Regions from separate parts of the Homo sapiens genome. Here region 1 is linked to region 2. A link is a loop called in an ENCODE intact Hi-C map of the cell type or tissue named here. Cell type or tissue: heart right ventricle. All regions are shown on one strand. Each heading gives the region's core, and the rest is flanking DNA. Links, peaks and the distances in the headings are about the cores only. Region 1 has its middle 64 kb from the start of TWIST1. Region 2 has its middle 140 kb from the start of HDAC9.

The links. Hi-C counts contacts between places; a loop is a spot of excess contacts. Peaks named below come from ENCODE experiments on the same cell type or tissue, not always from the same donor. Only the 100,000 strongest peaks of a DNase experiment are listed, where the experiment ranks them.
Region 1: a loop joins it to region 2, with 4 times the contacts of the local background. A loop is called at or near these places in 6 of 110 quality-filtered maps.

What each region holds. Positions count from the first base shown.
Region 1 is chr7:19,045,543-19,061,250 of GRCh38, forward strand. No RefSeq gene overlaps it. Among named protein-coding and RNA genes, the nearest start is that of TWIST1, 64 kb to the right of the region's middle. In heart right ventricle, for the core only: a CTCF peak has its summit at 6,435 (motif pointing left); a DNase peak (open chromatin) is centred at 6,425.
Region 2 is chr7:18,349,494-18,365,201 of GRCh38, forward strand. It overlaps a transcript of HDAC9 not described here. Among named protein-coding and RNA genes, the nearest start is that of HDAC9, 140 kb to the right of the region's middle. RefSeq lists a silencer at 8,213-8,507. In heart right ventricle, for the core only: CTCF peaks have their summits at 3,012 (motif pointing right), 6,827 (motif pointing right) and 7,026; no DNase peak of the experiment used is centred there; H3K4me3 peaks cover 825 bases; H3K27ac peaks cover 442 bases.

The DNA.
Region 1 (15,708 bases), core at 2,689-10,688, 700 kb after region 2:
GCTGCCCACTGGATTCACCCTCAGCACTGGAGCTTACACTTACCATCAGGGAACCTACCTGGTCTGGCCCTGCCCATCTTTTCCCCTGCCCCTCTGAGGCTAAGCAGGGAGTTCAAACTGCTGTGCATCCCACAGATTAACCCATTGACAGAGGCAACAGGAGAGCTTCTCTGAGTGAAAAATAATCATTCAGGGGATCCACTCCAAGATGGCCAAATAGGAACAGCTCCGGTCTGCAGCTCCCAGCATGATCTATGCAGAAGACAGGTGATTTCTGCATTTCCAACTGAGGTACCTGGTTCATCTCATTGGGACTGGTCAGACAGCGGGTGCAACCCATGGAGGCAGAGCCAAAGCAGAGTGGGGCATCACCTCACCCAGGAAATGCAAGAGGTCGGGGGATTTCCCTTTCCTAGCCAAGGGAAGCCGTGACAGACGGTACCTGGAAAATCGGGACACTCCCACCTGAATACTGTGCTTTTCCAATGGTCTTAGCAAATGGCACACCAGGAGATTATATCCCGTGCCTGGCTTGGTGGGTCCCACACCCACGGAGCCTTGCTCACTGCCAGCGCAGCAGTCTGAGATCAAACTGCAAGGTGGCAAGCCTGGTTGGGGGAGGGGCGTCTGCCATTGCTGAGGCTTGAGTAGGTAAGCAAAGTGGCCAGGAAGCTCGAACTGAGTGGAGACCACCGCAGCTCAAGAGGCCCACCTGCCTCTGTAGACTCCACCTCTGTGGGTAGGGCATAGCTGAACAAAAGGCACCAGAAATTTCTGCAGACTTAAATGTCCCTGTATGACAGCTCTGAAAAGAGCAGTGGTTCTCCGAGCGAAGCATTTGAGCTCTGAGAACGGACAGACTGCCTCCTCATGTGGGTCCCTGACCCCCGTGTAGCCTAACATGGAGACACGTCCCAGTAGGGGCCCACTGACACCTCACACAGCCAGGTGCCAGTCTGAGACTAAGCTTCCAGAGGAAGGATCAGGCAGCAATATTTGCTGTTCTGCAATATTTGCTATTCTGCAGCCTCCACTGGTGATACCTAGGCAAACAGGGTCTGGAGTGGACCTCCAGCAAACTCCAACAGACCTGGAGCTGAGGGACCTGACTGTTAGAAGGAAAACTAACAAATGGAAAGGAATAGCATCAACATCAACAAAAAGGACATCCACACCAAAACGCCATCTGTAGGTCACCATCATCAAAGAGTAAAGGTAGATAAAACCATAATATGGGGAGAAGAGCAGAAAAGCTGAAAACTCTAAAAACCATAGTGCCCCTTCTCCTCCAAAGGATCACAGCTCCTCGCCAGCAATGGAACAAAGCTGGATGGAGGATGACTTTGATGACTTGAGAGAAGTGGCTCCAGAAAGTCGGTAATAACAAACTTCTCTGAGCTAAAAGAGGATGTTCGAACCCATCACAAGGAAACTAAAAACCTTGAAAAAAGATTAGACAAATGTCTAACTAGAATAAACAGTGTAGAGAAGAGCTTAAATGACCTGAAGGAGCGGAAAACCATGGCATGAGACTTACATGATGCATGCACAGGATTCAGTAGCCAATTAGATCAAGTGGAAGAAAGGGTATCAGTGATTGAAGATCAAATTAATGAAATGAAATGAGAAGAGAAGTTTAGAGGAAAAAGAGTAAAAAGAAATGAACAAAGCCTCCAAGAAATATGGGACTATGTGAAAAGATCAAATCTACGTTTGATTGGTGTACCTGAAAGTGACCGGGAGAATGGAACCGAGTTGGAAAATACTCTTCAGGATATTATACAGTAGAACTTCCCCAACCTAGCAAGGCAGGCCAACATTCAAATTCAGGAAATACAGAGAACACCACAAAGATACTCCTCAAGAAGAGCAACCCCAAGACACATAATTGTCAGATTCACCAAGGTTGAAATGAAGGAAAAAATGTTAAGGGCAGCCAGAGAGAAAGGTCAGGTTACCTGCAACGGGAAGCCCATCAGACTAACAGCAGATCTTTCAGCAGAAACTCTACAAGCCAGAAGAGAGTGGGGGCCAATATTCAACATTCTTAAAGAAAAGAATTTTCAACCCAGGATTTCATATCCAGCCAAACTAAGCTTCATAAGTGAAGGAAGAATATAATCCTTTACAGACAAGCAAATGCTCAGAGATTTTGTCACCACCAGACCTGCTTTACAAGAGCTCCTAAAGGAAGCACTAAACATGGAAAGTAACAACCATTACCAGCCACTGCAAAAACATGTCAAATTGTAAAGACCATTAATGCTAGGAAGAAACTGCATCAACTAACCAGAAAAATAACCAGCTAACATCACAATGATAGGATCAAATTCACACATAATATTATAAACCTTAAATGTAAATGAGGTAATGCCCCAATTAAAAGACACAGACTGGCAAATTCGATAAAAAGTCAAAACCCATCAGTGTGCTGTATTCAGGAGACCCAACTCATGTGTAGAGACACACATAGGCTCAAAATAAAGGGATGGAGGAAGATCTACCAAGCAAATGGAAAGCAAGAAAAGCAGAGGTTGCAAACTTAGTCTGTGATAAAACATACTTTAAACCAACAAAGATCAAAAGAGACAAAAAACGCCATTACATAATGCTAAAGGGATCAATTCAATTCAACAAGAAGGGCTAACTATCCTAAATATACATGCACCCAATACAGGAGCACCCAGATTCATAAAGCAAGTCCTTAGAGACCTACAAAGAGACTTACACTCCCACACAATAATAATGGGAGACTTTAACACCCCACTGTCAATATTACACGATCAATGAGACAGAAGCTTAACAAGGGTATCCAGGACTTGAACTCAGCTCTGCACCAAGCAGACCTAATAGCAATCTACAGAACTCTCCAACCCAAATCAACAGAATATACATTCTTCTCAGCACCACATTGCACTTATTCCAAAATTGACCACATAGTTAGAAGTAAAGCACTCCTCAGCAAATGTAAAAGAACAGACATCATAACAAACTGTCTCATAGACCACAGTGCAATGAAATTAGAACTCAGGATTAAGAAACTCACTCAAAACCGCACAACAACATGGAAATTGAACAATCTGCTCCGGAATGACTACTGGGTAAATAATAAAATGAAGGCAGAAATAAAGATGCTTTTTGAAACCAATGAGAACAAAGACACAATGTACCAGAATCTCTAGCACACATTTAAAGCAGTGTGTAGAAGGAAATTTACAGCACTAAATGCCTACAAGAGAAAGCAGGAAAGATCTAAAATGGACACCCTAACATCACAATGAAAAGAACTAGAGAAGCAAGAGCAAACAAGTTCAAAAGCTAGCAGAAGGCAAGAAATAACTAAGATAAGAGCAGAACTGAAGGAGATAGAGACAGAAAAAACCCTTCAAAAAATCAATGAATCCAGGAGCTGGTTTTTTGAAAAGATCAACAAAATTGATAGACCGCTAGCAAAACTAATAAAGAAGAAAAGAGAGAAGAATCAAATAGACACAATAAAAAATGATAAAGGAGATATCACCACCAATCCCACAGAAATACAAACCACCATCAGAGAATACTATAAACACCTCTATGCAAATAAACTAGAAAATCTAGAAGAAATGGATAAATTCCTGGACACATATACCCTCACAAGACTAAACCAGGAAGAAGTTGAATCTCTGAATATACCAATAACAGTCTCTGAAATTGAGGCAATAATTAAGAGCTTACCAACCAAAAAAAGTCCAGGACCAGATGGATTCACAGCCGAATTCTACCAGAGGTACAAGGAGGAGCTGGTACCATTCCTTCTGAAACTATTCCAATCAATAGAAAAAGAGGGAATCCTCCCTAACTCATTTTATGAGACCAGCATCATCCTAATACCAAAGTCCGGCAGAAACACAACAAAAAAAAAGAGAATTTTAGACCAATATCCCTGATAAACATCAATGCGAAAATCCTCAATAAAATACTGGCACACCGAATCCAGCAGCACATCAAAAAGCTTATCCACCAAGATCAAGTTGGCTTCATCCCTGGGACGCAAGGCTGGTTCAACATATGCAAATCAATAAACGTAATCCATCACATAGAAAGAACCAATGACAAAAACCACATGATTATCTCAACAGATGCAGAAAAGGACTTCAACAAAATTTAACAGCGCTTCATGCTAAAAACTCTCAATCAGCTAGGTATTGATGGAACGTTATCTCAAAATAATAAGCACTGTTTATGACAAACCCACAGCCAGTATCATACTGAATGGGCAAAAACTGGAAGAATTCCCTTTGAAAACTGGTACAAGACAGGGATGCCCTCTCTCACCACTCCTATTCAACACAGTGTTGGAACTTCTGACCAGGACAATCAGGCAAGAGAAAGAAACAAAGGGTATTCATTAGGAAAAGAGGAGGTCAAATTGTCCCTGTTTGCAGATGACATGATTGTATATTTAGAAAACCCCATTGTCTCAGCCCTAAATCTTCTTAAGCTGATAAGCAACTTCAGCAAAATCTCAGGATACAAAATCAATGTGCAAAAATCACACGCATTCCTAGAAACCAATAACAGACAAACAGAGAGCCAAATTGTGAGTGAACTCCCATTCACAATTACTACAAAGAGAATAAAATACCTAGGAATCCAACTTACAAGGGATTTGAAGGACCTCTTCAAGGAGAACTACAAACCACTGCTCAATGAAATAAAAGAGGACACAAACAAATGGAAGAACATTCTATGCTCATAGATAGGAAGAATCAATCTCGTGAAAATGGCCTTACTGCCCAAGGTAATTTAAAGATTCAATGCCATCCCTATCCAATATTACACAGAATTGGAAAAAACTAAAGTTCATATGAAATCAAAAAAGAGCCCACATTGCCAAGACATTCCTAAGCAAAAAGAACAAAGCTGGAGGCAACATGGTACCTGACTTCAAACTATACTACAAGGCTACAATAACCAAAACAGCATGGTACTGGTACCAAAATAGATATACAGACCAGTGGAATAGAACAGAGGCCTAAGAAATAACATCACACATCTACAACCATCTGATCTTTGACAAACCTGACAAAAACAAGAAATGGGGAAAGGATTCCCTATTTAATAAATGGTGCTGGGAAAATTGGCTAGCCATAAGAAGAAAGCTGAAACTGGATCCCTTCCTTACACCTTATACAAAAATTAATTCAAGATGGATTAAAGACTTAAATGTTAGACCTAAAACCTTAAGAACCCTAGAAGAAAACCTAGGCAATATCATTCAGGACATAGGCGTGGGCAAGGACTTAATGACTAAAACACCAAAAGCAATGGTGACAAAAGCCAAAATAGACAAATGGGATCTAATTAAACTAAAGAGCTTCTGCAAAGCAAAAGAAACTACCATCAGAGTGAACAGGCAGCCTACAGAATGGGAGAAGATTTTTGCAATCTACCCATTTGACAAAGGGCTAATATCAAGAATCTACAAAGAACTTAGATAAATTTATAAGAAAAAAACAAACAACCCCATCAAAAAGTGGGCAAAGGATATGAACGGACACTTTTCAAAAGAAGACATTTATGCAGCCAACAGACACATGAAAAAATGCTCATCATCACTGGCCATCAGAGAAATGCAAATCAAAACCGCATGAGATATCATCTCACACCGGTTAGAATGGCAATCATTAAAAAGTCAGGAAACAACAGGTGCTGGAGAGGATGTGGAGAAATAGGAACACTTTTACACTGCTGGTGGGACTGTAAACTAGTTCAACCATTGTGGAAGACAGTGTGGCGATGCCTAAGGGATCTAGAACTAGAAATACCATTTGACCCAGCGATCTCATTACGGGGTATAAACCCAAAGGATTATAAATCATGCTGCTATAAAGACACATGCACATGTATGTTTATTGTGGCACTGTTCACAATAGAAGAGACTTGGAACCAACCCAAATGTCCATCAGTGATAGACTGGATTAAGAAAATGTGGCACATATACACCATGGAATACTATGCAGCCATAACAAAGGATGAGTTCATCTCCTTTGCAGGGACATGGATGAAGCTGGAAACCATCATTCTCAGCAAACTATCGCAAGGACAGAAAACCAAACATCGCATGTTCTCACTCATAAGTGGGAACTGAACAATTAGAACACCTGGACACAGGACGGGGAACATCGCACACCAGGGCCTGTCTTGGGGTGGGGGAGTGGCGGAGGGATAGCATTAGGAGAAATACCTAATGTAAATGACGAGTTAATGGGTGCAGCAAACCAACACGGCCCATGTATACTTATTTAACAAACCTGCACGTTGCGCACCTGTACCCTAGAACTTAAAGTGTAATAAAAAATAATAAAATAAATAAATAAAAAATTAAATAAATAAGCATATACCCAACCACATTGGCTGGAGCTGGCTTTTACCCATAATCGCCACCTACTGGCCATTCCCTTGAACTGCACATCCCAGTATATAACCCGTGGAGAGAAGGGCATAGGTCTATAGAAGCAAAGCCCAAAGACCCTATCCAACATCCTCTATAGTCACAACCCCTGGAGTAATGGGAGGAAGGGAAGGAGAAATAAATACAATAATATAGGGAAAGAAGAAAGAAGAGAAATCCTACCCACATGAAAATAATTACAAAAATTAAAAGTGCCATCTTCTTCAGATGAGAAGGAACCATCATAAAAATTCTTGAGAAATCCGAATGTACTGACACTACCAGAGGATCACAGTAGCTCTCCAACAATGGTTCCTAACCAAAATGGAAACTGAGAAATGAAAGATAAAGAATTCAAAGCATGGATTGCAAAGAAGCTGAATGAGATCCAAGATTGAAAATCATCATCAACAACAACAACAACAAGTGATCTAAAGCAATCCAGGAAATGAAGAAAGAGATAAACATCTTAAAAAGAAATCAATCAGAGCTTCTGGAATTGAAAAACTGACTTAAGGAATTTCAAAATAGAATGGAATGCTATAGCAATAGACTGGACAAAGCAGAGAAGTAATTTCAGAACTTGAAGAACAAGTCTTTCAAATTAACCCTGTCAGATAAAAGTAAGAAAAAAGAATTTTAAAGAATGAATAAAGTTTTCAACAAATATGGACTTATGTAAACTATCAAACCTATAATTTATTGGCATTCCTGAGAGAGAAGCAAAAAAAGCAAATGACCTGGAAAACACATTTGTCAGAGTAATTCAAGAAAAATTCCCTAATCTTGCTTGAGAGAGATACATGCAGATACAAGACATCCAGGGAACACCCGCAAGACCCTATACAAAATAAACATCACCAAGGCATATCATTACCAGACTCTCCATGGGCAACACTAAAGAAAAAAATCAAAGGCATTTAAAGGAAAAGGTCGTATCACTTACAAAGGGAACCCCATCAAGAGTAGACTTCCAAATAGAAACCTTACAAGTAAGGAGAGATTGAGGACCTATTTTTAGCATTTTAAAGAAAAAAAAATTCCAATCAAGATCTTCATATCCCACCAACTAAGCTTGATAAACAGTGGATAAATAATATTTTTCCAGAAAGGCAAGCACTAAGGGAATTTGTTACTACTAGACCACCCTTAGCAGAGATCCTTAAGGTAGTTCTAAGCATGGAAACAAAAGAATGATACATACTACCACAAAAACACACTGAGATATATAACCCACAGACCTTATAAAGCAACCACAAAATAGAAACTACAAAGCAACCAGCTAACAACTTCAAGATAGGATCAAAACCTCACATATCAATATTAACCTTGAATGTAAGTGATCTAAATGCCCCAGTTAAAAGGCACAGAATTGCAAGTTGAATAAAAAAAACAAGACTCATCCATCTGCTGTCTTCAGGAGACCCATCTCACATGTAATGACACCAACAGGCTCAAAGTAAAGTGTTGTAGAAAGATCTATCACACCAACAGAAAACAAAAAAGAGCAGAGGTCACTATTATATCAGACAAAACAGACTTTGAACCAACAACAGTAAAAAAAAAAAAAAAAAAAAAAGGACAAGGAAGGGCATTACTTAATGATAAAGGGTTTAATTCAACAAGAAAAAATTATCCTAAATATATATGCATCTAACATTGGAGCACTCAGATTCATAAAACAAGTACTTCCAGGCCTAAGAAAAGACTTAGACAACTACACAGTAATAGTCAGAATAGCACTGTAGAACCAAAAAATGTCTAGCCGTAGAACACAGGATTTGTCACATGATTTAAAGCAGAGGTATCCAATCTTTTGGCTTTCCTGGGCGACATTGGAAGAATTGTCTTGGGCCACACATAAAATATACTGACACTAACAACAGCTCATGAGCTAAAAAAATTGGTAAGATCTCATAATGTTTTAAGAAATATGTTGGGCCACATTCAAAGCCATTCCGGGCTGCATGCAGCCCATGGGCCATGGGTTAGACAAGCTTGATTTAAAGAGAAGGACAAATATTGTTAGGCACTTAAGGTAGTATCTAATGAAAGTCATTATACACAACATAAACAATCAAAGAAAAGGAGCAAATAGAGATATGGAAGCCCAGAAATTCAACAAATTCATATTGTGCTTGCTGCCAATAAGCTTTTCTGAAAGCGGAGGCTGAGGTGAAGTTTTTAGAGATTAACACCTATGGAAGGGAAACAGAAGAAGCAGAAAGGGTCAAAGGGGAAGTCTGGATTCAAGCCCTATAAAACCTCTGTCATCCTCACAGCAAGATCTGGAATTAGAATTATGCTAGAGTTATGCAGCATGCAGCTAAAATGGCCAAGCTTTTCTAATCCCGTCTTGACTAGTCACTGGAGGTGGTCTGCCCTGGGAAATAGTGATCCTTGGCCAGACAGTACACTGCAGCTGAGGCAAACCCTGAAGGGGCTGACAGATGGAGGCTGCCTGCTGATAGACAGGGGAACATGTCCTCCTATGAAGTGAGGTCTGAGAGGCACATCTTGTCCACCACAGTGCTCCAATTTGATTCCTGCCACCATGTTAGCCTCTATGGATGGTGCCATTGGGCACAATTTTTAGAATGCCATTCTAAGTTAGATGATGAGGACTTAGGCTTTGGATCAATTTTTACATACCAGAAGCTCCTAATGAAGCCACCCACTATAATGCTTCACACTGGGTGCCAACTTTCAGCCTTATTTAGTTGTTGGAATCTCCAGTTCACCAATAAACTGGTTCAGTTTGATTGACAAGTCTTGCAATGTTATTATTTATTTAGGGTCTCCTATTCAACTATGTGTATATGTGTATCCTGAACCCCCACAAAAAAACTACATGCCAGTAAAAGATCATAACCACTTAGTGAATTAGAAAAGGTTAGATTTGCCCAGTGAAGAAACAAAGATTTTCTCACATTTCTTAACTCTGAAAAATGACATCCACTTTTGGAGAAAAGAAAATTATAGTTTATACAAAGTATTATCACAAGCATATTAAGGATGCATACAAATGAATTCAAGGAATAAGACTGAACTCCAGAGAGGTAAATAAGGAGGAGATTAAAAATACTGGTGCCACATGTAATGTTAGTGCATTCCTTTTATGCCTCGCACGGTGGCTCATGCCTGTAATCCTAGCACTTTGGGAAGTTAAGGTGGGCAGATTACTTTGAGCCCATGAGTTCGAAACTAGCTTAGCCAATGTGGTGAAACCCCGTCTCTACAAAAAGTACAAAAATTAGCAGGGCGTGGTGGCACACACCTGTGGTCCCAGTTACTTGCAGGGCTGAGGCAGAAGGATTGCTTGAACGTAGGAGGCAGAGGTTGCAGTGGGCCGAGATTGTGCCACTGCACTCCAGCCTGGGTGACAGAGAGACCCTGTCTCAAAAAAAAAAAAAAAAAAAAGTAAAACATAATGTTGAGTCCATAATAAATGAATGGCTATCTAAAAAAATTTGTTGGTAATATTTTTCATTCCTGGCTATGTACTGATATTTAAAATATAAAAATATCCTATGATTTTCTAGAATATTCGACAAGACTACATTAATAATATTCTTGAGAAAAGTTCTTCCTTTATATTTCCTTGTGTGTGTGCCCTGAAGAAAGTCATTTCCAGCAAAAACAAGAAATACAAAGATTCATCTTCTAAAATGTTTCTCATCAATCTTTGTCTTTGAAAATTTTCAATTCTCTTAGCCAAAGAAATGGGAGGCTGTGTGCAGCTTAAGTCCGAAAGAGCAAGATGCATTTGCCTTCTGTGACTCCTTCCCAGACTATAAGTAGAATAAGGCAGCATGCTCCAGGTAGTCAAAGTCAGGTGAAACACTGGCCTTACCCAAAATTTTTACCCTAGACATTAGTATTGTATACATTTTACACCCAGTTCCAGGTTTCCAGTAACTTAACTATCTGCAGACATTTGTCACAGCAGTAGCAGTTAAGAAGTATTCACAATCTTGTACTTCATGGACAAAAAAAGATTTTCCAGTGTCTTGATATTTACTGTCATAGTGCAAAATGCTTTGTACAGCAGATAATGTTACTCTTTTAAACTTACCATTCTTCTGTGAAGTGTTTTTTCTTGCCTCTGGAAGTCATCTCCACATTTGTTCTTGTTCTCCATCTTGTCTGATTTTTCTTAATTACAAATTATTTTCTGAATTGTATCACACCTGCATAATAATAAAATGGTGAATTATTCTGACAAGTGCCAGATTTTGGTTCTTTTGAAGAGTTTTATTGATCTCACTGTGCATTATTCTGCCTCAAACTGTACATCATACTGTAATTCAGAATGTAACGTCTTGATTGATTTGCAGCCAGACTGACAAAAATCACAGCAGTCATGGCAAAGTCTCCCAGTTTGACTTAATGGAGTGTTAACTGAGAAGCACAATTTTGACCTTTTAATGAGTAGGCCTTTGGTATTTTTTCCAAACAGCACTATCCAAGGTAAAGGAAGTGATTTCTATTAACCTACAGGACACACTTCATTGGGAGGACTGTCTAATTGAGACATCTTCCAGATACTCCATTTAAACATAATGATGTATAATAGCATTAACTGCAACTTAATTAGAAGACTAATTCTACTACATCAGAAAGTAACCAAAGTACTGAATGATGTTGCTTTCCTATTAAAGAGGTAAATTTCTTATAGACTCAAAAATTATACTGTTACTTTTCTAATGTCTAAATTCCTATGATATTGGGAATACTTCCTAGTATTTTAGCCCTATTGCTATCCTGAAATTCCAATTAAAAATGGTCAATCAATTTAATTAGGACTATTTTTACTAGGACTATTATCTTGGAAAATATAAGGGAAAATAATGAGCATTCATCAAGCGCTTATGCTATGTCATGGGTCATTTTACATATGTGAACATATAATATCTCCTTTGATCTTTGAAAGATATTACTGCTCCTATTTTACAAATGGAGAACTTGAAGCTCAAAAGGTTTAAGCAACTAGATTGAGGTTCTATAACAAACAAAAGTCCAGGTGAGATGATGGATATGTTAATTAGCTTGATCTAATTCTACACTGTATTCACAAATCATGACATCATTTTGTATATATGTATACATATAGCTATAATTTAGCTATACATATAGCTATAATTTAGCTATACATATAGCTATAATTTAGCTATACATATAGCTATAATTTGTCAATTTATAATTTTAAAAATAAAATAAATATGATAAAATATCCAAATAAGTTTCAAGCCTTAATCTATTTTCTGCCTCTTTGTAGCTATGGGTTCCTTGTTTTATAACAAGTTTTAATATGATGTTAGCATTGAGCCACTTTTTAAAAACACCTGTGATTAATAAATGGAAATCAGTTTGAACGCTTCTTCCAAACTCTTTCACTTATCAGTACCAAGTCCAGTTGATGATTCATTTATTTGCAGAAACAGTTTGTATTTTCCCATATTCAACTCAGTTCCAGTAGGTGAAAGTAAAATCAGAAAAATATGACAAGCAGGTTAAGAACTATCCTGCTGCCACCACTAAAACTATATTTTCTAAGAAAGATAAGATAGATAGAGTCAAAAGTATCATTTACCTAAGACCTAAAAGGCACATTCTTAACCTAGGGAATGTTTTTTAAGTTTTACTGAGGCTAGCAATCTTTATCCCAGCCCCCCTTTCTGGATGCATGTAATGGTATTCTAGGATGTATCTACAAACCTTCCAGGCAAATGTTGCTTTATGTTGGCTTTGAGAGAAACTTCACAAACACATATACACATCCTCTCCACCATCACCACTCTATACTCTTTTATCCCAAAGCAATAACTACTATTAGACATGTGTGCTTTGTACATATAGTGGAATGAAGTAAAGAGAGTGGAGACAATTTTACAAATTGGGCATCCAAATCTTCTGTTTAGGAAAAACAAAACAAAACAAAATAAATGATTTGCTTGTCTGCATTGATTAAATTCTCCAGCTGAGTGCTTGCTCTGTGTTTTGCTCTACCTGTATAGGTGTATCTAGAATAATGCCAAGAAAAAATAATAGTTAGTCTAATATTTGCATATTTTTGAAACTAAGTCAAAACAGTTTTCTGTAAATTTAAAAAGAAGAACTAATACAAATTGGCTCAAATTATTTTATTTATCAATTATCTCAACTTGGAAGCAATAGACTACTTTAGGTTGTTTCTCATTATTCAAGTGATCATTTCTTCTTACTATTTTTTCCTGATTTAAAAAGTGACACAGACCCTAAGAGTTTATAGGAATTGTGAGACTTAAATACTAGAAGGCACACTTTTCTGTAATGCTGAACATGAATATTTATATCACGGTCATGCTTGAGGTATCTTTATAACTTTAGCAAACAGAGATTCTTGTTAAAAAAAAATATTTTTTTTAGTAATTTTTCTCTTTTAAATAAATGAGCACGGTATATGTATGCATGAAAGAGCCAAAGTTTGATACACCTAAATGGATATAGGTGCTTGCAATATATGTAAATGTGTGTATATGAATATGTATACATCAGAAACTCCTTTATCCATTTAGGCATATTAAAATAGAAGGGTAATTGACTTGCTGAAATCGATACTTTAGCACTAGGCAAAAGGATAACTGACTGGCTCACTCTGGAGAAATGAGATCTAATCAGTATTTATCCAAAAACATATTGAACCTGTGTGTTGTGCCCATCTTTGTTTATGATAATAAGTGTAAAAAAACCTCTTCCTTGCTGATGAGTATGTGGGGTTCAAGAGGAGACAGGAAAGGTGAGTGAGTGTCATTTTTTACATGAAAGAATGACTGTCAAACTATGATTATTTAGACATGGGTATTTGGCAGACATTTTCTTGAAAATGACCAAAATAAGCTTGTTACTCCAAAGCAATAACTGAAAATGTTCGTTGCTAATGATAAAATTTAATCTTTCAAACAAAAATTTCAAATTTTGGAAAACTTACATCAACTGCCCTGAGCTCGAAAGCTTCCCAATACTTAATACTTTTTGGAAGATATTGGTGATATTAATGATTTTGGAATTATGATATTACATAATAAAATGTGTCAAGATTTGGAAGTTCTAGGTAACTCAGTTAACCAATAATTTTCAAATATAAATGCATATTGTTACAAAGTTATGCATGGTTAAAAGTTATATTCAACATATGACATAGACTAATAGATTTTCATGTAACAGAGAAGGAAAAAATGCACTGATATAGTTTCAAATCCCCCATCAAAACTCATCTTTAAGAAACTACTGTTGCTGAGTTTTGGTATAATATCAAAGAAGAATATTTATGATTACCTTAAAAAGGCTAGCAAAATAGTCCTTTGTCCCACAACATTTTTTAGTGAGGCCAAAATTTTGCTACATATGACAATCAAAACAGCATGTTGCAAAAGATTAAATGCTGAAGCAGAATCAGAAATCAAGAGATTTGCAAAACTGTAACACAATGTCACTTTTCTCATATTTCTTAGTCTTAGAAAATATATTCTTTTAGAAAATATTTTTCAAGTTTTTATTTATAATAAAGTAAATATCAATACATACAATACCATAGCTATCCAAAAGAGGCCACGAAGGGAGTTGGACCCCCACTGGGGCATTTTAGGAAAGAAGAAAGGCTGGAAATCAATGAACTATGTCATTCATGAAATAGTTGCATTTTGAGTCCTTAAAATTCTGTCATAATTACTTTAAAATCTCAATGTTCAGGGAGCAGGAATGGCTAAGGATGAACCTTTTAGCTTTGCATTGTTTCGGAGAGAAAAGGAAAGCAGACATATATTACAAAGAACTGAGATAAAAAAAAGAGTAAGAGTAAGAACTGGTTTTGGAGGGTGGAAAAGTGCATGGGAGCCCTGAAGGAAAGGAAGTAAGTGATCTTTTGTTTCATGCCAGATTTCATTCAACCCCAGCAATAGAGTTGAAGCATGGTATGGAGTGAACCCAACAGATGTTAAGAAGAAGAGTTCATGTCCTTTGTAGGGACATGGATGAAATTGGAAATCATCATTCTCAGTAAACTATCGCAAGAACAAAAAACCAAACACCGCATATTCTCACTCATAGGTGGGAATTGAACAATGAGATCACATGGACACAGGAAGGGGAATATCACACTCTGGGGACTGTTGTGGGGTGGGGGGAGGGGGGAGGGATAGCATTGGGAGATATACCTAATGCTAGATGACGAGTTAGTGGGTGCAGCGCACCAGCACGGCACATGTATACGTATGTAACTAACCTGCACAATGTGCACATGTACCCTAAAACTTAAAGTATAATAAAAAAAAAAAAGAAAAAGAAAAAGGGTTGTAAAAAAGAAAATGGATTTCATTTGAGGAAGGAATATACAGGATGACTCTGGGATTTCTGGAACAATGGCTAGGTGTTTTGTAGAAGATTATTGACACCAAGGTCTGGCTTTCTGCCTTCATGTGGTTCTCAAGATTCCTACCTGTAAATCACAAGCCAGGGAACTCTTGGTGTTCTGTGATTAAAACATAAGATACCATGAGTATCAGAGAGCATCTGTTTGAACCAGCTTATTTTACAGAAGAAACCAAAATCTTGAGTGGCAAAATGATTTGCCCCCATAATGGCAGAGCTAGCACTAGAATCCTACCTTCCTGACTTTTGAATCAGCAGCATTTATAAATATAAAAAAACCCTTAAATTATCCCAGATAGATCAAGAGATCCATTTCATTCTAAATGTTCAGAATATCTTTGACCAATGTAAATGCTCTGTAATCTAGATTCCAATTCACTGCGTATGTCAAAGCTAGATCGACCAAAATAGACTGGTTTTTCCATATGAGATGTTTTAAAGAGGAATGTCAAACATCTGCAAGCACAGCTTAAATCCTATTTCATTAATTCCATCTGCATCTACATTTGCTTTATCCTGTATAGTAGGGGTCACATTTCCCTCCTTAAATGTATTGCATCACCCTTGTTAATGATGTGTACGGTACTATATCTCAGTATTACCATGTGAGTCTATTTCTATGCTCAAGTGAATATGTCACAATAATGGTACAATGTGCCATCCAGAAAACTCTTGATTCTCCACATTAAAAAAAAGAAACAGGGCGTGGATAATACAAAATGGTGAGTAATCCAAAAGACATTTACATTTGTAATGTGCTTTGTGCTAACAATAAACATGGACAATTATGTTTTGAAAGTTTTCTTCAAACAAATGAAGTCACTTTCTAAACATCTGTGTTTTCTTGTTTTTGCTGTTTAATTATC
Region 2 (15,708 bases), core at 2,587-10,586:
GCTTAATGTTATCTGCTTTATCCCCACTGCCTAGCACATAGCAGGGATGCAATAAATATTTGATTCTCAAACATTGAATTGGGGGACATATCTGATATTCTTTATGTTAGTAATTTTATAATTTTCACAGCATTAGAACTTCATATGTGATATCTTGGTGGTTACCCTAATATTGTCTTTGTTAAGTATACTTTTCTAAACAAAGTTCCTGACAAAAAAAAAAATGTGGTGTTGTGTTTTACTTTTCACGCCAACAGGAATAGCACTATGCAGAAAAAATATGTCTTTCTATGTAGAATATTTAGAATAAAAGGTTTTTGGAAAGATCCCTTACTCAAATAATGAAGTGGCTATTCAATATTAATACTTAGTATATTTCAGTTGTTCTTTGCTTTGGAAATTAGGGCTTTGGAACATATGTGAGAATTAGGTATTACTTCAGTATTAGGAGGTCTTCTACTTGCTGACAGAATACTTCGTTTGTGCCAGTTCTGGCCATCATTCATTATTATTAATAGTAGTATATAAGCATGGTAATGCTAATTCAATAGGTTTTCCAGGTTTTTTCTCCCTCTTGTTATTATCTTTTATTTTGAAGTTTGCCTTTATTTCAAGTTGTATTTGTGGGTATTCAGAATTATTGTACCTGTGTATAACTCAGTGGTTCAAAAGTCATTAGTCTTTAATAAATTAGAATTTATTTTAAAAATTCAAGATCTGAAAACATCATTTCATTGACTCTCAAGTAATGTTAATGCCAAGTTTTGAAAAGCAATTTTTCTTTTTGGAGGCAGTAATTTTGAGTAATTGGATTCCATGAAAAAAATGGATTCAGGAGCTAATTGTGTACCAGGTTTACTGGCATTTGTGCAAAACAACATTTAGCAACTGTCAGTGACAATACTCATCTAATTTCTCTTTATCACCAGCTGGTCAATCACGTATCTTCATCAATACAAGTATTTTAATTTCCTCTTTCAGGTATCCTCTTTGTGTGTTTTCTTCCTTCTCACTCTCCCTTCTCTCCTTATTTTAAGCTACTTTAGAAAATAGTAATACTTTACTGATGTGTAAGATGCAAATCACTTTGGAAGTGAGAAGGTGGATATTTATACATTTGTTCTATGACGGGGTTTCTAAGTCTGTCCCACTGGGAATGGTTAGTACATTCCATAGCTGTAAGGGAAAAATCCACTTTTCCCAGAAATAAAGGTCAAGAGACATGGAACAACTCTTTTATTATTTGCTTTCAAAACAGAGGGAATATGATTTATGTCGAATATAAGCTTATGTCATAGCTGTGCAGGTGCTGCCGTGAAGCTGTGACCCCTGTCTAATCCCCATAACGACACTGGGCATTGACCACATTTGCTTTGTAGTTACTGAGCTGCTTTCCCAGGGGCCTTCTAGTTTCTGAACCCAGCCGCTGGGTAGCTGGTCGACCCGTGCTTGGTGCAAGAACATTGTTTTGTAAGTGCAACCTGAAATACATTTTATAACCCCTGCCTAAGTTAAATGACTGTAGGTCTGTGACGGAGCCTCTGTGATTGAATCAAAGTCTCCTCTTAACTCCTTTTTTTCCTTCATGAATTTAGTAGTCGGCTGTAAATAGTTTTTTCTGCTTTATTTTTTATTGCGTTAAACATAATCACAATGATTTATTTCAAAAACACTAAACAGTTGCTTGATATTTACAAGATAAAATGTAATACTGACTTTAATACATCATTGCCTGATTTACTTATATAATTTTTATTTATCGTTGTAAGATAGTTAACATTTTTCCATGTTGCTTCAATATTTTTCCCCTTAAAGATTAATGACTTGGTAAAATTTGCAGTAATCACACAAAAAATTTGTTTTCCAATTTCATTCTGTCTTCCAACATTTTGATCTCCCAGAGTTTTAATATTTTTTAAGTTTCCTATGTGTTATGAATTGTAAAATAAAACAAAAATCCCCCAAAACAAAAAAAGACAGCTATATTAAAAGTATCAACTTTATTTTAAATCTTATTAATGCTTTTTATAATGGGAGGGAAGATATATATATTTAAATGACCATGTAAAGCAAAGTGAGGAAGTTAGGAACCAGGACGCTGAAGCTAAACTGAAGTTGAATCTCAGCTCTATCATGTCCCAGCTCTGTGATTTTGTTAATCTCTCAAAATCTGCCTCATCTGTAAAAAAAGGTGAATGATAGTAAAACTATCTGTTGCATAGCTGTTGTGATTATTAAATGAGTTAGCATTTGCAAAGCCCTACATAAATATTTGCTGTGTAGATAATGTTTAATTTTGTCAAGAACTTTTAAAAGATGTGTTTTGAGTCATTCATACAGGCACACACACAGGTTATTACAATTTTATCAAGAAATTATTAGCCTTGTCTTAAATCTCAAAAAATTTGAATTGACGGTGAATATGTGGAAAGTGACAATATACAAGGTTATCCACTATTGGAAGGTGTGTGTGGAACAGAACAGAACTAGATCACATAGCTGTGGAGAACAAAAGCTCAAGAAGAAAAAAATTCAAAATGAGTTTATATTTTTCTCACAATAACTGTGGGCACCCTTCAAGCTTCAGTTAAGTGATGACAACATAATTAGACAGTAAAATATTCTGTTTCTGAACTGTTCTTTGTGTGACCTTCAGTTATCTCTGAGGATCCTCAGGTTTCTTAAGGTTTCCTTAGGCTGTCTGTTTAATCTGATTTTTCTGAAAAATGTACATGAATAAATAGGCCCTCCAACCAAAAATATTAATATTTAACATTTAGCCAAAGAGGTAGCAAATATTATTTTCAAACAAAATGAAGTAAGATAGAAGAGCTGAGACAATATAATATTCTGCTTAGAGGGAAACAGTAGGTTGCCACTGATTTTTAGTCCTGTGTTTTGAAAACTATTTGAGATAGAAGGACTAAAATTGCAATGAAGATTACTGCAACACAGTTACTTGGTCCTCCTATCATTAATTGATTAAAGGTAATTGCCAGGGAGTCACCTCTGGAGGGCAGTGCAGTCTTATATTTGTTGCAGGAGCTCCAGGTACCTTTAAATTTTCCAGAAGTTCATTTCAAAGATTCTTGGCCTTGTGAGATGTGAGTCATTCCCCGTTTTAAATACTCAAAGGGAACGTAAAGGTGAAAACAAACTCTTTTTCGTTATGATGGTTAGCATGCTAGATTCAGGGAAAATGACGGGAAATAGGACTTACCATATAGAGTTAGTGAATCTCGGTGTGCAAATAAGGAGCTGGCTGATGTTTGTTTTTTTCCCCCCTTTTCCCCACTTTGGTTCAGATACTTGTGAACCTCCATTTCATGATCCTTGTTTTTGTCTCTGTCTTACTCTAAAATACAAATCTGTATCTTCTAAGAAAATCTTTTAACAGCCTCACCATATAGGGTGTTGCAGAAGGTCAGCTCGGCGGCCAGCAAAATATCTTCCAGTACCTTAACAAATCAGCAAAATATTTTGAGAAATGCTTTACTTTTATGAACAAATACCCTGCTAGTTATTGGATTTGTCATAGCATCTAAGGTTTCTCTCATAACCATACTGACCTTCATGTGCTATTGTATTACAAAACCAACTCTTTATGTAATCAAACCTAAGGAAGAATGCTTAATTAGCTATACATGACCCTGTGTTATGATACAGGCATACAAAAGTTATTTTCTTCAGCACTATCTAGCTATTGTACAAAGAAACTTCTTTATAAAGTAAGACATGGGATATTTGATGTCTCAGGAGTAAAGTAATATTGGGATTTTTTTTTTTCCTCTGCAAGCTGTTTGAGAGCTTTCAGCAGGGGGATACCGTATTTAAAGGTAGCCTAAGATCTCATAACTCCATGTGTCACAAAAACTGTGTAGGTTATGAAAGACTTTTCTCGTGAGCAAAACAACTGTGCTTTTTAGCTCTAAATCATGACATAGTCTTGTTATACCACAAAGAATTAAAGAATGTTAAGTAAATGACTTTCTTCCCTCCCTCTGTGCCTCTGAGGATAGTTATTAATGCCGATTCTTGCTGCTGAGTGATCCTGAAGCTACTGTGGCAACCTTTTTATTCCCTGAGTGCAAATGAATCCTCTATGAGGTAATTGAAGGAAATTGATGACATTATTTGCTGTATCTTGGGTATCAACAGCATATAAATGAAAAACACAGCAGAATGCCTGGCCTGTGTTACCACATTGACCTACACATTTGGATCTGAAAGATCTCGAGCTATTTTCTGCCTAAGCAGACTTTGCACCTTTGTGTTTTATAGTGAAGTAGCAGGTACACAACTTTTTAAAATCATGAACTCCTAGCATTGGATTACCACCACCTGGTGTAAGGGATAGGTTTTATAGAAACACAAAGAGCATGGACTTATTCTTTTCATTTTTGTTCTTCTTTGCCAATTTTAATGTTATCTTCACAATCTGAACAGTGTGACCTGTTTCACCTTCTTTTATTTTGAATGTTAGTGTATGCACATTCTAAGCCAAGGGTGGCTTTACCCTTTAAGTTAAATTAAACCATTTGGGACTTAGCAAATTCTGGGTTGTATGTTTTAAGGTGAAAAAAAAGCACTAAAAAGAAAATTTAAAAGAAATTTTATCATCATATAGGGTGTGGATGAATGATTCAAATAGAAAACCTATTTTAAATCAGCCCTACTGAATGAACTATACTAAAAGGACATTTATTTACCTAGTTAGGGAAAAAAGTCACTTTAAATATGGTCTCTAGTTACTTTTCTTCCCATTTATTACATTTGCCACTTCATTGTGACCTTACTATGACCTTGTAGTTTATGGGCTAAAGGTAACCATTATGCAATAATGAAAATATGCAGGCCAGTCTTTACCACCTTGAAAAAATTGGTTTCTTATATTTTGTTTAAATTAACACACTTTGCTATTTATAAAGCTCTGCTCTACGGTGCTTGAAAGAGGAGAGAAGAATTAATCGCAACTAATGTGCAGATTTAGGCTTTTAGAGACTGTGTTTAGTGGAGGTGAGTCAGCAGGCCTTGTTATATTAATTATAGTGGTTTGATTCTCTACTGGTTTTGATTCACAGAGATATGCGCTGTACGTAAGAATTAAAGCATCAATTGCTTAGGAGAAAAAGGAACTTAAAAATCAAACCATTAATACCTATCTTTGCTTTCTTCTTTTGTCTAATTTGTTTTATTTTAGTTATCCAGGCCCAGATTTCCTCCACTTTCCCTTTGCCTTGATCCCAAAACCTGACCTCTGTGAAAAAGGCAATTCATCAATTGGATGTGGTGAGGGAAATGCCCTTCAGAAGGATCTAAAACAGGCAATACAAAAAGCTTTAGACAGTCAACACATCGGGGCACGTAAGCTCTGATGTGACTTGTTATCTCTGAGACCAGTGTTTGCATTCTTCCTGGTTTGTTCCTTAGGCTTGGAAATGCACTGAAACCACAGCTGGTCTTGAAGAGCCATAGAGGATGTGATACAAGGAATGATAAATTAATAATTACAGATCCTCAATCTGCTTATTGTCAGTCATTTTTTCTACCACCAGTTACAAATCCAGTCTTTATTCTCAAACAGAAGTGATGATAATTATCCTTGGTAAAATAACTTTCACATAATGTTGATTGCAGACAGTCACCAAGGGCTATGCTCCAAGTACACTTCTCACCATTTTTATACATGAAATAAAAACTCTTATTATCTCCACTTGTCCATGAGGAAACCAATGTACAGAGAAATTAAGTACCCTTCTCAGGGTTACACAGAAATTCAAGAGCTGGATTTTTACCACAAAGGATGGTTTAGAGCCTCTGGTCTTAACCTTCCAAGAGTCTGGGTTCTTGGGAATCTTCATTTTCAACATAGGCTCTTTATACTACCAGAACTAGCATGTTCTTCAGATATTCAAAACGGAGACTTTTAATAAGTTCATTATTAAAGAAGTGAATAATTTAGGATTAAAAAAATTCTGTTAAAAATGGGTTGCTCATAATTAATGAAGGCAGATATTTAAACCATGAATCCTTTATAAAACCTTGGGATGTGAAAGCTTATTTTGAAATGGACTGTTGGACTGCATGCTAAAAGTATACCCAGAGTGAATTTTCAGAGACATTAGAGACAAATTTAACATCACCCTCAAATCTGTGGAAGGTTAAATATACAGAGTGTGAGACATTGAGAATTAGGCATTTACAGGTACTTTTCCCCAGAGTTTGGTTTGGTGAGGGATTTAACCCCCATTTCGTGACACTGATCAAGGCAGGACATTTTGAAGGAAAAGCACTACAAAAAGGAGGAATTGCCTTGTCATGTTATGAAGCATTTAATTCTAAACTTCTCTGTTTTAAAAACAAAAGAGGCCTATCTATAGATAAACAAAGTAGACTCGTGATTTCCAAGGGCTGGGGCAGGAATGGGTGGGTATTAGCCATAAACTGGCTAGAGGGATCTTACTGCAAGCGATTGAAATGTTCCAAAATTGGATTATAGTGATCATTGTACAATCTGGTTTAAATGAACTTTGAAATCATTGAATTGTACCCTTTAAATGACCAAATTTATGGTATCTAAATATACCTTAGTAAAGTCATTTTTAAAAATGCATGTAAAAAAACTAAAAAAGAAAAAAAGGAAGATCCAGAATTGGGTCTTCAGACAGAATCATTATTTGCATCAAATTCAGAATTTCCCGTACATGATATTAATTTACTTCTCTAATTTGAAGTATGACACTAAATGTAACACGTTAGGTCATACATTTGGCAAAGACAAATTCTTCCTGCCTGTACTTTTTCCTTTCAGTTTTTAATAGGTGGCGCCATTATTCTTTGTAGCCTCTAGAGGGCAGCACATAGGTTTTTTTTTTTTTTTTTTTTTTTTTTTAAAGACAACAAACTTGTAACTCCCAAGCATCAAGAATGCCCAGTTGTTTCAGATGAACTCTCCAATTTTAGTTCATCCTGACGACCTCACAGTGGAGGACCTTCCTATAGTGACTCCTGCGAATGAATCCTCCCTTCCTTCCTGTTAGTTGCTCCCTTTCACCTCTGGCTATTTAATGTCCTTGAAAGATCTTTCAGCTCTCTCTACAGGGGAACATAGGAGTAATTTCAGTTGAAACTTTCACAACCTTTTTCCTTTAGAGAGCTTGATTTTTAGGTAAAGACAATAGTCAGTTAATGAATAAAACCGGTATTTGCACATGGGGGAGGGTTGATGCCCAGGAGATTGTCATAAGAATTCCTGACACAAGTTCTTCAGATCGCATCGGAAGAATCCGGCTATGCCAAAAGATAAATGTAGAGTTCTCCTCAATGTATGAATAACTAGGGATGCAGGATTTAAAATCTATAAGAATTTTTAAAGTTGTAAGACATAAGCATCCTGGTGTGTTTTTTGATTGTTGTTCTTTTCATTTAATTATTTATTATTAGTTTATGTACAGTAGAAGCCAACAAATAAGGGTTGGAAAGGTAAATTAACTAGCATTAAGGTATATACTGAAAGTCATTTTAAGAAATGCCTTACCTCTTCTCATCCCCACGATTAATGGCATTTTCCCTATGATCATTGAATTTTAAAAATACCTGGAAATTTATACCATTCTAGGATCTTATAGAATCTTATAGGATTTATTGGAGTTGATTTTAGTGTAGGAGCCTGAAACAGTTTTAGGTCCCCCTCACTATGTCTTATTGTTACTTCGTTTCTGACATTCTTCCTATATATCCAATCTAATATATATGTGAAAAAGGGTAGACATCAATCAGTATTAAGAAACAATGAGAAATGCCTGAACAGACCTTTAAGCTGTGATTTAAAAAAATCGTATTTGGGTGATCCTAGCAGTTAAATTGACTTTTTCTTTCCTTCTGTCGTCTCTGTTCTCCTTTTTTTTCCTCAGTAAACTTTGATTGCTTGCTAATTGTGTGCTAGGCCTTGTTTGGTTGTTTATTGAGAGAAAGAAATAAAGGAGAAGGGAGAGAACACAAACACAATTTCTGCCCTTGTGGAATTATAGCCAGTATAGGAGACAGACAAAACAGTATATAAACAAAAAATAACAATACATAATTACAGATTGAAATCAATTCTAAGAAAAAAAAGGTCAGTAAGTATATATAACCTTTGGGGCCAACTTTAGGCTAGAGAGTTAGGAAAGAATTTCTGAGGAGGTGAACTTAGGTGGCCCTACCACATAAAGGATTGGGCAAAGGGTTATCCAGGCAGAGGAACAGAGTATGAGAAGGCCCTGAGTCAGGAAGGAGCATGGCTTGTTGCAGAAACTGAACTAGTGTCTCAGTGTTTCACTGTGAATCAAGAAGTAAGCTAGGATGTGGCTTGGGGAGGTAACTGGCCAGGACTGAAAGATCTTTGTGAGGAGCTTGGATTTGTTTCTAGGTTGAGTGATGCCTCCAGAGGGCAAAAGAAAAACAGCAACATTATCTGATTTTGCTTTTGATAGGATTATTCTGGTTTCTCTATGGAGATTGGATTGGAGAGGGGCTCATATGAATGTGGCAGAAGTTTAGAAGGTGTAGCTGGGTGTGGTGGTGGGCACCTGTAATCCCAGCTACTCGGGAGGCTGACGCAGGAGCATCACTTGAACCCCGGAGGCAGAGGTTGCAGTGAGCTGAGATGGTGCCATGCATTCCAGCCTGGGCAACAGAGAGATACTCCATCTCAAAAACAAAGCAAAACAAAACAACAACAAAGAAGTTTAGAAGGTGGTTGTGATCTAGACAAAAATGCTCTTGCAACTGAGTTTCACCTGCAATTTAGGAATGGGAAGTAATGTGTTGAGTCCACTGATGTTGGGAGCACAAACACTTATGTAGGAGGTAGAAGAAACAGTTTTTTTTCCTATAAAGTTATAAATAGCTTTTAGCTTATTAGGTGTGGCTATGTTGAGACAGTAGTTAATGATTAGTGGGATATTTAAAAGTGATTTTGGAAACATGAATATCTTGTGATTTTTATTTTATGCAAACTGGCATTGATTTTAAAAGCTGAGGCAATTTAAGCAACTTCGAATGAGTGTTTTCTCTCTGAGGGTTGGAATTTGGAAAAAATTGAAATATGGGAGCAGATGAGAACATGAAGAACTTGATAAGTATACCTACATATCCTTTGATATCATTGTTAGGAACTTATCTTTTAATCGAATGCATGGTGCCATAGGTTATTCCTTCTCTATATCACTTAGTACTTAAGAACACAAAACTAGACATTAGTAGAATTTACAGATACACATTTGATTCCTGGCTTTACCACTTACTCTAGCTATAACTTTAGACACCTGTCCCCTCACTGATATTTCTGAACTGGAAAATTGAGGTATAATAACCACGTTAGAAGAATGTGGTGAGGATTATGTGAAAAAATTTATGCAAAGTACCTGTCACATAGTCAGTAGTATTCAATTAATACCAGATTAGGTGATTTGCCATGATTTGCCCAAGGACAACAGCTAATAAATCGTAGGACTAATATTTCAACCCAGAAGGCCTTATGCTAAAACCTGCACTGTTCATCACTGCCCAGTACTTCTTTCTTAAATTGGGGCAGTGAGGCCGGGCACAGTGGCTCACGCCTGTAATCCCAGCACTTTGGGAGGCTGAGACAGGCAGATTACATGATGTCAGGAGTTCAATATCGGCCCAGACAACATGGCAAAACCCCATCTCTACTAGAAATACAAAAGGTAGCCGGGCGTGGTGGTGCACACCCAGCAACTTGGGAGGCTGAGGCAGGAGAATCACTTGAACCTGGGAGGCAGAGGTTGCAGTGAGCCAATATCGCACCATTGCACTCCAGCCCGGGCAACGGAGTGAGACTCTGTCTAAAATAAAATAAAATAAATTAAATAGTAAATTGTGGCAGTGAAGGGACAAGGAGGGAAGGATATTTGCTGTTGTCCCAAACTATCTTCTTACTTCTTTTCTTCCACTAACCTGCTTTTCCTCAACTCTCATTCACATTTTCTAAAACTTGAGAATGAAAAATTCAAAATTGCATAAAAGTAGAGCAAATAGTACAATGAACTTGCATGTAACTGTAGTCCCCAGCACCTGCTTTGTGTCTCCAGGGACCCAGCAAGGTTGCTTTGGTGATTTTTTTTGTTGAGATGGAATCTCATTCTGTCACCCAGGCTGGAGTGCAGTGGCACACTCTCAGCTCACTGTAACCTCTGCCTCATGAGTTCAAGCAATTCTCCTGCCTCAGCCTCCCGAGTAGCTGGGACCACAGGCACGCACCACCGTGCCCAGCTAACTTTTGTATTTTTAGTAGAGACAGGGTTTCACCATGTTGGGCAGGGTAGTCTTGAACTCCTGACCTCAGGTGATCCGCCCACCTCGGCCTCCCAAAGTGCTGAGAATACAGGTGTGAGCCACCGTGCCTGGCCACTTCGGTGATTTTCTAACCACACTGAAGGGCATTTTCTTAACCCTCATTTTCCTCTGCAGTTAGGGCTCCTGCTGACACCACCTTCTGCTCTGCCTTAGCATTGCCACAGGACACGGTTACCTCACCTTCCACCCTCCGATTCTCCTCTCTAAACCCCTCACTTCTTGCTCTTCTGCTCTTCTTGTTCTAGATTGTTTTCAGAAAGTTTTTATGGTTTCTTGGACTCAACTATAATTGTAATTAAGAGATTAATCTCCAGTCCTAACCTCTTATCCTATGTATATTCCTACATTTTCAATTACTTTTAAACATTTATGGCAAAACTCATATCTGCCACCAAGTGGATGGACTTCCTTTGTGCCATCATTTTTCTAGTTTACATAAGTGAAATGTTCAAGTTTTTCCTCTGTACTGTCGTACTCCTTCAGTCATTTAGACCCAATGTCCTTTGGTAATATTTTTCAGTATCTTCTCCTTATTTTATTTTCCTTTTTCTAGAAACATGCATCAACCTTATGACTTGTTATCCTCATTTTAATCTTTTCCCCTACACTTTCTGAACATCTCTTTAGCCATAAATTTCCAGAGGCCTCTCCATTTGCTGTGGAAAAAAAGGAGAATTTAAGAATTACCGTTTCAAGTGCTTTTCCTCTCACTGTTACTTTAATAAATTCTTTTCATCTTTCAAGGTCCACTTCAATCTCATCTCCTTTTTGAAGATTTCCATATTCTTTCCTCAAAGAGTAATATATTCCTTTCATTTAGTTACTACAGCACTCTTGGCACCACTCATTTCAAAATTATTATGTAGTACATTGCTGACAATTTTTTTTATTTGTCTTGTTATACCAGTAAAAATGTTTACTTTCCAAGAGTTGACATTTTTTTATACTTACTTACTTTCAGTGTCTAGAGCATTTGTTTATACATAATAGTTGAATGATTGATTTTCATACTAGACAAATAATGATCAATGGGTAAATTAATTAGCAGTAAGTTATATACCTGAAAATTATTTAAAGAAATGGCAGAATAATTACCCTTGTCTGGGATCAGTTTTGTAACATGCCACAGTTAAGGGGCAAATTTTCAGTTCATTAAGCTTCTTCCAAAAGAGCCTAGTTTCAGAATGGAATGGTGTTTCTCCTCTTCTGAGAATTATAAGAAAGTGCTTTAGCTAGCAAATTTTTTTTTTCCTCCCAGGTGGTTCTTTGTCTACATACCATCCAACTATGAACAATAATGTATTTTATAGACTATACTAAGATATTGAAAGTTGGAGAGATGTATTCCTTTGTCTGATCAAACCTAGCAAGGAGAAAAACTGGGTTTTCTTCTCCTAAAATATTAAATTCCAAAAATTACAGGTACTCATTAAAAATCTCAAACAATACATAAGTAAGTGAAAGTAAATGGTGATGAAAGCCTCTTATCCACCCACACCTCTCTCCTGAAGTTACCTAGACCACTGCTTTCAGTTCATTTCAAACATCTAATCTATTGCATGTCGATTTATTTGGGTAGTATTCACTGCCTTCCCTACCCCTTCTTTACCACTGCACCTCAAGAAGACCTGAAAACCTTTAAATTGAAATTTAATTATTTCAATTTAAACATTCTTATTCTGTATATTTGGTAAATAATTATATTCACTTATATTACACCAGGGAAACCAAAGGAAACATTCATTTCTCTTTCTTTAGAAACATTTTAACTGACTCAATAGGCATAAAATTTTACTGAGGGTTAGATTTCTGTTGAATATATGGTTAATTCTACTTCTGTTTAAGGAAAAGACCTTAACTTTAATTCATAGAGCAATGCTGTTGCAAATGTGTAATTTTCCAAATTGTCCATAGTCCACAAAACACTTTAATGTATTATTTCGTTTATTGCAAGGAGAGAGAGAAAAAAAAAAACATTCTGGCATAAAGCCAACTAATTACTGATACACTCAGGAGACTCACCGTCAGTACATGATATGCTATTTTCCTCCAAGTGTTCCTTATTTCTTCCCTTCTCTCCTTGCCAGCTCCCCGCCCTTCTGGAATTTCTTGGTTCAAGGACAAGTGCTGACTCAGCATGGGCCACCTTCTTAGGCTAACTTACTGCTTTCCCTGCTCCTAAGGAGTCACCAGAGGGGGAGCAAATGGAGCACCAGCACATTCTCCAATTCTCCTAGGTGTCGTAGCTCTCCTCACTGATTATGAATTGTTTCTGGGAGAACAGAATGAGCTGTTAGGCTGCAAATGATCTAACCTTTCATACTTGACCATGTAGACTTTCCGCATTTATTCCAGTCCTCATTTCCAAATTTCACTAACAGAATTGCAGAGATCGTAGGATTCTATTGTCACAGAATAGAAATCTGTGATGCTTATGTGTTGCAAACCTAATTTCTCTATATATTTGTGTTAGAGGAAAGTTATATTTTTCTATTATCTTTGTAGAAGAACTTTGGTTTTTAACAATCATGGTAACTTAAAAACAAGTTTCTTGGTAACTTAGATGATCCAGTCATTAAAATCATGATATAGATTCTAAATATTGGGGAATTTGGAGATTTATGATTCTTAAAGGCATTATAAAAAATAAATAGGTATATGGTATACAGTTCTAAATAGCTTGGAATTATGAGTGTAAATGTTAAGTGTACTAGCAGTGATTTCTCTTTAAAAAATAAGCAAAAATTGACCCTGGATTGATGAAATTTTTTTTAACCCTTATTCATGTTGTAGGAAATTTTATAGACAGACATTGTAAAAGAGTGAATGGATTGCTATTGAAAGATAATCTGATATCAACTTAACTTGCTGGTGACTTTAAATTTCATATACTGGCTTTCATGCTACATTTATATCTTAGCAATAAGTATTCATGAGTCTCATATTTGAAGGTAGAGAATCTTGAATAGTAAAGAGTTCTGGTTTACGTCTTTAAAGGTCAGAAATATGCACTGTTATATCTAGTTTGTATATTTCCTCTAGTAAAAATCTATGCCTGACTGAAAGTGCTGAATTTATGGTAGAACAAAAGAGACTTATCCCACCCAGATTGATTCAAATACCTGGAGATACCAGTTTCAGACATGTGTTGATACAGCTTATTAAAATAGTAAACTCACTAATAAGCATTTTTGTATTTTGGATTGATTAAAGAATGTTTATGTCAAGAAAAGCATATTTTGAAAGTAATTACAACCATTAGTTATAATTAATTCGGTTTATCTTTTTTAAGGAAGGCTAGGATTTAATAAGGTGGGTTTTCCTAAAGCCTTTAATCCATGGCTTTTATTTTCACCACGGTAGATTTTCCATATAATTTCCCTCCTTACTTTTTCTTAATGTCAGATGAGGTATATATATCTTTTGTAACTTCCTGGTGTCTGATCTTAGATACTTCTAAAGCTGATTGTGAGGATTAATGGACAGGGATTCTATCCAGTAATTGTGGGTTTTAGAAGAAACATACTCATCCTAGAGAAAGAACTGGCACACATTTGCCCATTTTTGTAGAATTTGGCCTAGATTCGCAAAGAAAAAAATAAATTTTGGAGACTTCTGATGGTTCATTTTCTTAAGAAAGAAAGAAAATGTTGTTATTATTATTTGCATTTGGTACTGTGCTATGTAAATAAATCAGTGGCATCTAAGTTAGACTTGATTTTGAAGTGCTGTTATTGATTCACTAAGAACCACTAAGTTTCTCCATCTGCTTCCTATTTACAAAATGGAGATGTTTTCTGTTTCTAATTTGCCCCTCAGAAGTGCAGTGTTATAAGGATTAATTAGAGAAAGCCAATGGGCTGAACAGTGAGGAAGACATAAATAGAGACAAACGGGGACATTACCAGGTGCCTCCTCTTTTTGTTCATGGTTGATCTTCAATCTCAATTTTTTTATACAAAGGGCATCTCATTGTATTATTTGGTCCAATGACTTGCATTGAAAGGATACTGACTGCCCCAGAATTCATTTGCTTTTCTTAGTGAAATGCCTTAACATTAATATTTTTCAGGGTCTAACTTTTCCTAAAGATTTTCAGGTCCCAGAATTTCATTCTGAATGGTTGGGCTTTATCAGATTATTTTTCAATAGCAAGCCATTCACTCTTTTACAATGTCTATCTATAAAATTTCCCACAATAGTTCATAATCCTCTTTTCAGCAGCCTTTTCTCCTTCTTTATCACTTCTTTTGTCCACTTATTTTCAGGATGCAAAGTTGGCGTCACTGACTTGCTCATGGCTTCTTGAACATCTGTGTGAGGCAGGATTGCTGAAGATCCCAGGCTTTTGAGTTAAACTGCCTGGGGCTGAATCCCTGTTCTAATCTGGCTGTGCAGTGTTAGTAATGGTACCTCCATTTAACCATCTTTAAAGCGAAAAATTTCTCATGGATTCCTGTGAGGATTAAGATAATATAAGGTCTGCGGCACCGGCATATGATAAATGCTCAAAATAGTACTATTACTTGTATTAACATTAGAAATAAACATTTAGGCACAAGGAAGGAAAAAATAAGCAATCAGGAGGAAGAAAAAGAGCAGTCAGAAAATGGTGAGAATTAGCATGGGGTGTGTTTTGAAAGTAAAGAAGAAGAGACAGTCATTCGAAAATAGAGAATTTTCTATACCTTTGCTACTCAGAATGGCTCCTGGACCAGCAGCATGGGCACCCTGGAAGCTTTCCAGAAATTCAGAATCTCAGGCCCCCAAAGCCCCAGGAATCTAAATCTGCATTTTAACAAAATCCCCAGGAGATTCATTTTAAAGCTTGAGAAGGCCTGGTCTACAACCTAACATGCAGCAGAGTTGACAGATGAGATTAAGACTAAACAAACCTTCGAATTTTCCTGCTAGACCTTTAGTGGAGAAAACAGGGAGGAATGAATAGGTGGCAAATAAAAGAGAGAAATCAGGTATTGATAATTCTTTCAGGAAGCTCAAAAATTAATCAGGGTGAAAAAACGTTAGATAATACCTTTAAAATGTAGCAGAATCGAAGGGAAATTTATTTTTATGAACAAGAAAAAGTTGAGTCTGTGTGCAGGTGGAGCTGAAGTGTCACACAGGGTAAAAGATTGAAAAGTAATGAATACATGAAGACATGGATAGCTAAGAGATGGGGCAAAGAGTGTTTGAAAAACATTGACAGCTGGTAAGTTTCAGAAAAACACCTTCATAGACTAGTGCAAAGATGGAAAGAGTGAGGTCAATAAGAGAGAAGATATGTAATTAGGTGTCTTCAGGGCTGTTTGCTGGGAGTAAGTAGGGCAGGAATGTTATTGGTAG